Regions from separate parts of the Homo sapiens genome. Here region 2 is linked to region 1. Evidence: chromatin contacts called from ENCODE Hi-C or POLR2A ChIA-PET data. All regions are on one chromosome and are shown on one strand. The core of a region is the stretch at or near the end of the contact, and the rest is flanking DNA. Distances in the headings are between cores, read along the strand shown.

Region 1 (4,782 bases), core at 874-3,373:
CTTTGCAGTTGAGATAAGAGGAAGGCATCTGTCTCCTGCTCATCCCTGGGCAATGGAATGTCTCGGTGTAAAACCCGATTGTATATTCCATTGACTGAGATAGGAGAAAACCACCTTAGGCCTGGAGGTGGGACATGTGGGCAGCAATACTGCTCTTTAAGGCATTGAGATGTTTATGTGTATGCACATCAAAAGCACAGGACTTTTTTCTTTACCTTGTTTATGATGCAGAGACATTTGTTCACATGTTTTCATGCTGACCGTCTCTCCACTATTACCCTATTGTCCTGCCACATCCCACTCTCTGAGAAATGCCCGATAATGATCAATAAATACTAAGGGAACTGAGGCTGGTGCCAGCGCAGGTCCTCTGTATGCTGAGCGCCGGTTCCCTGGGCCCACTTTTCTTTCTCTATACTTTGTCTCTGTGTCTCTTTTTTTTCTTAAGTCTCTCATTCCACCCGACGAGAAATACCCACAAGTGTGGAGGGGCAGGCCACCCCTTCACTACCTGATTTTTATTTATTGCTTGTCTCCTCCTTTTAAAATGTAAGATCCAGGAGATAAGTGGCCTCTATCTTCAGTACCATAGAGTGCTTGGCACATAGTATGTAATTCAGTCAGTGTCAGGCCTCTGAGCCCAAGCTAAGCCATCATATCCCCTGTGACCTGCACGTACACATCCAGATGGCTGGTTCCTGCCTTAACTGATGACATTCCACCACAAAAGAAGTTTAAATGGCCCGTCTTTGCCTTAAGTAATGACATTACCTTGTGAAAGTCCTTTTCCTGGTTCATCCTGGCTCAAAAAGCTCCCCTACCGAGCACCTTGTGACCTCTCACTCCTGCCCGCCACAGAACAAACCCCCTTTGACTGTAATTTTCCTTTACCTACCCAAATCTTATAAAACGACCCCACCCCTATCTCCCTTCGCTGACTCTTTTCGGACTCAGCCCACCTGCACCCAGGTGAAATAAACAGCTTTATTGCTCACACAAAGCCTGTTTGGTGGTCTCTTCACACGGACGCGCATGAAAGTCAGTATTTATGAATGACTCAAGACACAAAAATAGCTTCATAAAACAGTGCTTTGCTTGAGTTTTTATGAATAAACCAATCTGAAGTCATCCCTTTTCTAGCTCAGAACAAATTTCTCCCTTTTATTTTAGAGGAAGATGAGAATGGAGGGTACAAATTTAACATGAGTTTACTGAAGAAGGAAGCACCAAGATTAACCTAAATGAGAATACTATTCTAATGACATTAGCCAGAGAATAATATCGTTCCTGTTCCAGTACTGCCAATTACCATTACAAGTCCCAATATCTTCATTTACAATGTGGGGACAATTATAACACCTAATTATTGGTTATTGTGAAGGTTAAATAAGAAAATATACTTAAAGCCCTTAGGACACCACCCAGAACTTCATCAATAAATGCAGCTATTTTGTTATTATCATATTTATATTAGTGGTATACTACATCATAAATCCACTCAAAGCTGATGCTGAGTCACGGTGACCCCTAACTGAACACATTGCCTCAATCTGCTCCCCATAATGCACTTGAGATACCCACTGCCACAATGACGTCTTTGGTGATTTTAATTTACTACTATTCAGAGGTTCCCAATTTTGGCCTACAGGTCACAGGCAGTAAGAAAGGGATTTCAGGGACTAAATCAATTTATCACTAGGTAAACCGAACAAGAACAGTTTGATCTTATCGTGAATCACTGGAGGGCACGGAACAAGTCTTACTTCTAGAACCCCCAGGGCCCAGCGGAGTGTCTGACACATGATAGTCGATGTTGATTAAATAATAAATGAATGATGAACACATGCCACCTCCTTGACGGGCAGTTCAGGCAATCAGACGTCCTGTGCGTGATCAGACGCCTAGCGCTTCAGAAGCACGACTGGTGAGAACTGGGCAGCCCTTCCACGCTCCGCACTGCAAGAACTGCCTGTCCGGAAGGGTGACTGCACCAGCTCCGCTCCGGATATCTTGGCAGGACGCGCCCTCTGGCGGCGCCTCGCTCGTAGGTGGGCCCCAGCGCGCAGTCGCGCGCCCCCGCGCGTTGGGAAGTTGGGAGGGAGGTGCGCGCTTGGCCGCGCGGGGCGGGGCCTCTACCGGCCCGATGGAGCGCGCGGGCGCTACTAGCCGCGGGGGCCAAGCCCCTGGCTTCTTACTGCGGCTTCATACTGAGGGCCGAGCCGAGGCGGCGCGGGTGCAGGAGCAGGACTTACGGCAGTGGGGGCTGACAGGTGAGCGGGCTCCGGGCGGACTTCGGCCAGGCGGGCCAACCTATTGGGACTGCCTCTTGCGGGCCGGGGGCGCAGCGGGTGGGCCGCCCGGTGGGCAGTTTACCCGCTCGCGCCAGGGCCTTCCTTCGCTCCTGCCGTGGGCGGAGAGAAACTGCGCCCGGGCTTGGTGGCCACGGCCCCCGCCTGCGCGGCGCGCGGGGCCGGCGGACGCCAGATGAATGAGGTCGCGGGCCCGGTAGCCAGGCCTGGCCCCTGGCCTGTGGAGGGGAAACGTGGTGAGATCAGCGCCACCTGCAGGCCTCCGCTGAAGAGTTGGACGGCCTGGTGCACCAAGGATGTAGGTTTCCAGTTGCTGTTCCGGTGGGTTTGGGTCCCGGCCTGGGGAGTTTATTGGTTGCTTCTGTAAAACGATCAACTCATCTCCCAGCTTCAGCTTCTCCGTTTACTGTGCGCGCGCAGTTATTGGAGAATTCGCCACGGATTAATTCTCCGGATCGAGTTACGTGCGGTAGTGAGCGGACAAACTCAAGCAAAGCACTGTTTATGAAGCTATTTTTGTGTCTTGAGTCATTCATAAATACTGACTGAACCACGTACTATATGCCAACTTAGCTTGTCCGCTCACCACCGCACGTAACTCGATTTATTGACACTAGCCCTTACGGAGAGTCTGCAAAGCGCGAACCTTGCATGCCCCCCAGCCCTGCCGCTGCATGGCTGACCGTACTTCCTGCAGCTCCGAGACCCCGCTCTCCTCCTGGGTCTGCGCTGACTCGCCGCTGAACCGCCCCAGCCTCGTTTTCCTTACTTATAAGTTGGGAACGTAGTGTGTGCTTTGACTGTATTGACAGAATCATGCATCAGTAATAATACAGTCGTTTATTCATTACTTATTGAATGCTACTGGGAGCGTATTCTTAGGCATTGGCTACAAAGATGAGCAAAACAAATAGGGACCCTTCCTACCTAGAGTTTTAGACTAGTGAGAGTGCATTTAAAAGTATAAACTAATTTATTTAAGTGCTCAGTACCACGAAAGAGTAAGGTTTGTCATTCTAGGAATGAAACAAAAGGTGCAATTCTGTGTTCAGCTTAGAAGACTGAAAGATGAAGTTGAATGGAGAGGACGCTGACATGAAAGAGAAAGACCTCTCTCCTTGATTCCCTGAGTCTGTAAGAATGTGTGGCTGTAAGGAGTATGTATCCAGTTTTAAGTATGAGCTTGTAGACTGGTCTTTTTATGTTTGACTTTATCTTAACGAAAGTTTATGTTTGTGGGTTTGCCTATTTCCTTGCAAGTGTTGGGAATGGTTCTTTAAGAACTTGTGTGAGAGAGGGCTCAGAAAAGTGTGCCAGTTGATACTTAGCTGTGGATAATATGCCAGGAGAAACGTACATATGGGCAAGTGTTTTAGTGAAAATGAGGAGACAAGAGGTTGCAAGTTTGAGTGGATGGAATGGAGTGAGTAAATTCAGAATTAAGTAGGCAAATGTGGCAACTTGGATAAATTGGTAGTGGAGAAGGAAAATAGAAAAGCAGAGTCAAAGGAATGGCTACTGAATATTATAACTTGTAATTTCTATTTCTGTTTACCAGAATAAACTAGTGTTATGAGAAACTATTCTTCATGAGTTGGTTAAAAAAATTCTTACTACTTTTTTTTCGTTTGGTTACAGAAGTAGTACGTATTTTCAGTAAAACATTCAGGGAAATAGCCTATGCATAAAGAAAATAAATATTAATCTCCATAATCTCCTTACTGTTAACATGTTCTCTATCCTGTATAATTTCTTTTACTTTCTGGTGGAGGGGGAAGGTGAAAAATGGAGTTTCATGTACATTTTTTTGGGAAATCATAACTTTTTTTCCTTATCATTCAGTCTTCTTCAACATCATTCTTAATGGTTACAGTTTTTCAGTATATGGATGTACCATAGTTTAGACAGTCCCTCTTCTTGGTATTTAGGTTCTTTTTTTTGCTATTGTAAGTAACATAAATATCCTTGTAACCAAATATTTATTATAGGTATGGACGTTTAATTCCTGAAAGGTACCATTTCTAGAATAAAGAGTATGCAAAATTTTTGCTTATTTCTCTATACTCTCAGCAACACTGGTATTTTCTAATTTGAGAAGTTAATATGCTATCGTATTGTTTAATTTAATGTTTATTTGGTTACCAATATTGATGGACATTTGGATATTCATCTTTGGATCATGAAGTTACCTTAGGACCTTTTTGTTTCTGGAATATGCAGACCTATTACTTCTTGCTGTTTTGCTTGCTTTTTCACTACTTGTCATCTCCCTGACAGAAGGGCAAAAGAATCTACATCTGGAGGTTAAAAAGCTAAAGACTACCTTTCCCAGACCCCACTGTAGTTTGGTTGTAAACGTGACTTGGCTTTAGCCAGGCACGTGACTGGGAGATTTGGAAGGGGAAAGTGAGGGGAAGGACACAGAGGGGTTTGGATTTTCCGCTTCCCACTTAGCTACTACCTCATGGGTCTG
Region 2 (4,341 bases), core at 1,385-3,884, 300 kb before region 1:
TCTCCTGCCTCAGCCTCCCGAGTAACTGGGATTACAGGCATGCGCCACCACACTCAGCTAATTTTGCATTTTTAGTAGAGATGGTGTTTCACCATGTTGGCCAGGCTGGTCTCGAACTCCTAACCTCAAGTGATCCACCCACCTTGGCCTCCCAAAGTGCTGGGATTACAGGCGTGAGCCACCATGCCCAGCCAAGACCCAGTCTTTAAAATAATGACATAAAATAAACCCATAAACCTCAAACAAAAAGCAAACTATGATTTCAATCATTGTGAAGCTCTTGATCTAGTAGATGAGTTATATATATATATATATATATATATACCAAAAATATTACAATTTCAGAGAAGTGCTATAGGGTCTAATATTTAATAACTTATGGCATTTGACTGACGGTATTCAAAGCTCTTCCCCCATTTTCCAGGGGGTATAAATTAAGGAAAGTTATTTAGTATTTACTAAATTTGGGCTTCTTCATATGCAAGGGGGTTATGATAATAATACCTACCTCGTGAGGACAGTATGAGGACTAAACAAAATTGTGTATGTATAGCTTTGGCCAATACCCATAGACACTGAGCGCTCAACTAGGTGTTAGCTACTAGATTTTAAATTTTAAATTATTTTTATAGTTTTTAAGATAAAATTTACATTCATTGAAATGTTAACTGAATTTTTTGTAATTCCTACCCCTATCAAGGCAGACCATTTTTAGCACCCAGAAATTTCTCTTGTGTGCCTTCCCAGTCAATATCCTGTTAGAAGGAACTGCTGTTATGATTTTTTCACCACAGATTAATTTTGCCTTTTCTGGAATTTCAAATAAATGGGATGGTATGCACTCTTTTGTGTCATTTATTTATCTTCACATACTTTAAAATAAAAAGGTCCAATTGGGGATGTAGTAAAAACCTCTTTCCCACCAGTAGCCACCAGTCAAGAGTCTTTCTTTCTCTCTCTCTCTTTTTTTTTTTTTTTTGACAGGATCTTGCTCTGTCATCCAGGTTGAAGTGCAGTGGCATGATCATGGCTCACTGCAGCCTCTCAATCTTCTGGGCTCAAGCAATCCTCCCACCTCAGCCTCCCACACAGCTGGGACTACAGGTGTTTGGGACTACCAGCTAATTTTGCTTGTATTTTGTGTAGAGACAGGGTCTCACCAAGTTGCCCAGGCTAGTCTCAAACTCCTGAGCTCAAATGATCTGTCAGCCTTGGCCTCCCAAAGTGCTTGGATTACAGGCATGAGCCACTGTGCCTGGCTCGGTCTTCCTCTCTTGAAGCAACCAATGTTATTCGTTTTATGTGGACCATCCCAGGGCTATCATTATTAATTCAGGTGTTTATACAAGGCTCTCTGAGAACTCAGTTTTAAAGATTACCCAAAGAGTCCCTGCAACAATCCAGCCTAAAACGATATAAAATCAGTTTTGATATAACTGAAGTTTTTAGATTCTGCCTCCAAATATCAGATTGTGACATTTTACCTTTCTCTGACTTTATGCCAAATTTACTTCAACTTCTAGCATCTATCGTTCTCATTTAGGAACAAATATGTATTTCACAAATGTGGAAATACAACCATGAGCCAAACAAAACCAAATCCTGGACTTACGGAGCTGATGGTAGATTCCCCAACATAACCACTTGATTACAGTTTTATGCAATGTGATGGGAGTAAGGGACCACCGTAGGGAGGTCAGAAGTTGCCTCTCAGAGGTGGAGACTACAGCTGTCGTCAGAAGGATGAGGGTTGGAAGAATCTTCAGGCACAGAGCAAAGCATGAGCAAAAGCTCTGTGGAGTCCAGGAAGCTGAGTAAATAGGGAATAAAAGAGGCCAGTTTGGCTGAAGCAGAGAGAGCAGGATGGAATTGGTCTGACCTGTAAGAAGACATGGAGAGGTGGGCAAAGCGCCTGGCCATTCAGGGCTTGGTTAGTTAGGAGGTTTTGTCTAAGAGAACGGGAAGTGGTTTGGGCTGGGAAGTGACAGGGTCACATTACATTTTGAAAAAGCCACTCTGCCTGTTGTGTTGAGATTAGAGAGGCGATAAAGGGGATATGGGTAAACCACAAGGAGACTAGGTCAGTAGTCCCTCCACCCCCACTCCCCAGGTGAAGGTAGCCTAGACTAGGGTGGTGATGGAGGAGGTAGAAGAGGACAGATTCAAGGAAAATTTGGAAGGTAAAAACCAGTAGGATTTGCTGATGGACGGAATATAGGAGGGGAAAGGTAGATTATCAGGGATGTATCTTAGTTTTCTTATAGAAGATGTATTTAGTTGCAATGAAATTGTTAATTGAAATTGACTTTAAATAATGGCACGACTTAAAATTATGCAAACATTTGCCTTAGATAAAATTTCAAGTTTTCAAAGTTTTTAGCTGGGTAGATGGCATGGCTTTACTTCATATTTCTTGGTATTTCCTAATCTTGTTAAAAAAAAGTTTTTCTTTTTCTCAAAGGCTTATTTCAGTGGAAGCCCATCTGCGAAATCTGTTATAAATTTAAATTAGAAAATAAATACAAGTGCCATTGACACGTTGGTTATTGTTTTTGCGAGTGACCTAAGGCCACCTCTCGCGGGAGCTGGGGGCTGCCTTCCGACTCCTGTGCGTCTGCGCCGCGGGCGGAGCCCGGAAGTCAGACTATGGGGCGGTGCGGCAGCGCGAAGCCTGCAGTCCTAAAGGCGGGGTCGCTCCAGGCTTCCGAGGGGGTGTGTCTCCCGCCTCTTTAACCTGGCAGGGGCGGTTCAAGTGGCCGGGGAAATCGGCGAATTGCAGGGTCAAGGGCTGGTGCTTTGAAAGAGAGGCGGAGGGGAGAGAGGGATTTTCCCGTCCCCGCTGCGCTCCGTCCTCCATTACTCGTTTTCTCCGCCCGCGGCCCGAACCCGTTGTGCGGTAGAGGCAGCCGGGTCCCTTTAAGGCCCAGCTGCGCTCCGTCCTCCATTACTCCTTTTCTCCGCCCGCGGCCCGAACCCGTTGTGCGGTAGAGGCAGCCGGGTCCCTTTAAGGCCCAGCTGCGCCTGTGCCTTGGGCTCTCCTGACACGGCCCATCCGGACCCTGAGGAGCCAGCGGGCCGCAAGCAAGTTGCTGGGCGGCGGTTGAGATAGCGGCGGTGCTGGGAGGGGTAGGTGAGGGTCGCGAGGCTGCCTGAGCTTCTGAGTGAGCCTGGTGATTTTGGGAACGCGGGACGGGCGACCTGCGGCGCCAGGAGCGGGGCCGAGGTACGGCGGCACGGCTGCAGCCTGGATGGGAAGTTCAAGTTTACTGCGAAGTCCACCCAGCGTTCCGGAGGTGAGGGCGCCGCGCCAGGCCGGGCGGCAGGTGAGTCTGGGACCTGCGGGCGCACAGCTGGGCTGAGGCGCGGCGCGCTGGGCCGCCGCAAGTTTTGTTACGCGAGCGGGGCGGTTGCGCCGGGCACTGCCGGGCTCCGCAGGGCTCCGCCGGGGCCTAAGTTCCCTGCGCTTGATTCCTCGCCTGCCGCTGCAGCCCACAGCCCTCCTCTCGTGGGCGCTGGGGAAGAAACTCCCTGGCGGGTGTTCTGTGGCATCCCAGGGGGTGGAGGGACGGAGCAGCTTCGGGGGCACGTCTTCGGAAGTCCTGTGGAGCACACTGACTTCGCACCCCACCCTCGAGGCCGTTCCTTCTGGGAACTTGGGCAAGAGCGCTCGCGCCCCTGACTTGCAAAGTTGGGGTCTTTATTGGCCTCCGGGATTCTGCTCCTGGCGGTGTCTCCAGGCTGGTGATGGGCAAGCCAGGTGTGCCAGGTCCAGGATGCATGTGAGGAGCGTTTGTAGCGATCACTGAATCACCTCATGACTAGCGGGGCAAGCCTCCAATTAACCACAGGATTTCTGGTAGGTTGGACTGTGGTGTTGGTGTTTGCAGTCCAAAGAGTTGCTGTGATTTTTCTGTGCCTGTCTGTCTTTCTTTGAGACTTCTTAGATTATCTCATTTGGCGTCCTTTCACCCAAGAGTTAACCAAGCGAGGAATGGTTTCCTCGCTTTCTTCCTACCTTTTGCTGGTGGAGCTGCTTTCGAAAGAAGCACTTTAAGAGGCCGACGCGGGCGGATCATGAGGTCAGGAGATTGAGACCATCCTGGCTAACACTGTGAAACCCCATCTCTACTGAAAATACAAAAAATTAGCCGGGAGTGGTGGCAGGTGCCTGTAGTCCCAGCTACTCGGGAGGCTGAGGCAGGAGACTCGCTTGAACCTGGGAGGCGGAGGTTGCAGTGAGCGGAGATATCTTGTCACTGCACTCCAGCCTGGGTGACAGAGCGAGACTCCCTCTAAAAAAAAAAAAAAGCCTTTTCTTGCAGTGGTATCTTTTCTTTGAGT

The links. Hi-C counts contacts between places; a loop is a spot of excess contacts on that map. ChIA-PET counts read pairs that join two places held with the same protein, here RNA polymerase II (POLR2A). Pooled maps may share reads with other maps.
Region 2: a loop to region 1 is called in a map of CD8-positive, alpha-beta T cell, with 21 times the contacts of the local background. The contact joins the promoter of NBPF12 here to the promoter of CHD1L in region 1. A Hi-C loop is called at or near these places in 3 of 168 maps with a recorded cell type or tissue (CD8-positive, alpha-beta T cell, MCF 10A and chondrocyte), 6 of 37 single-sample maps with no recorded cell type and 14 of 50 pooled maps. POLR2A ChIA-PET finds 5 or more read pairs at or near these places in 1 of 52 experiments (activated CD4-positive, alpha-beta T cell).

Annotation. Positions count from the first base shown.
Region 1 is chr1:147,240,561-147,245,342 of GRCh38, forward strand. CHD1L (chromodomain helicase DNA binding protein 1 like) reads left to right here and starts at 2,124. Exons shown (of 23, transcript NM_004284.6): 1 at 2,124-2,270. The coding sequence starts at 2,144. RefSeq lists a silencer at 1,956-2,575.
Region 2 is chr1:146,935,690-146,940,030 of GRCh38, forward strand. NBPF12 (NBPF member 12) reads left to right here and starts at 2,635. Exons shown (of 37, transcript NM_001278141.3): 1 at 2,635-3,323.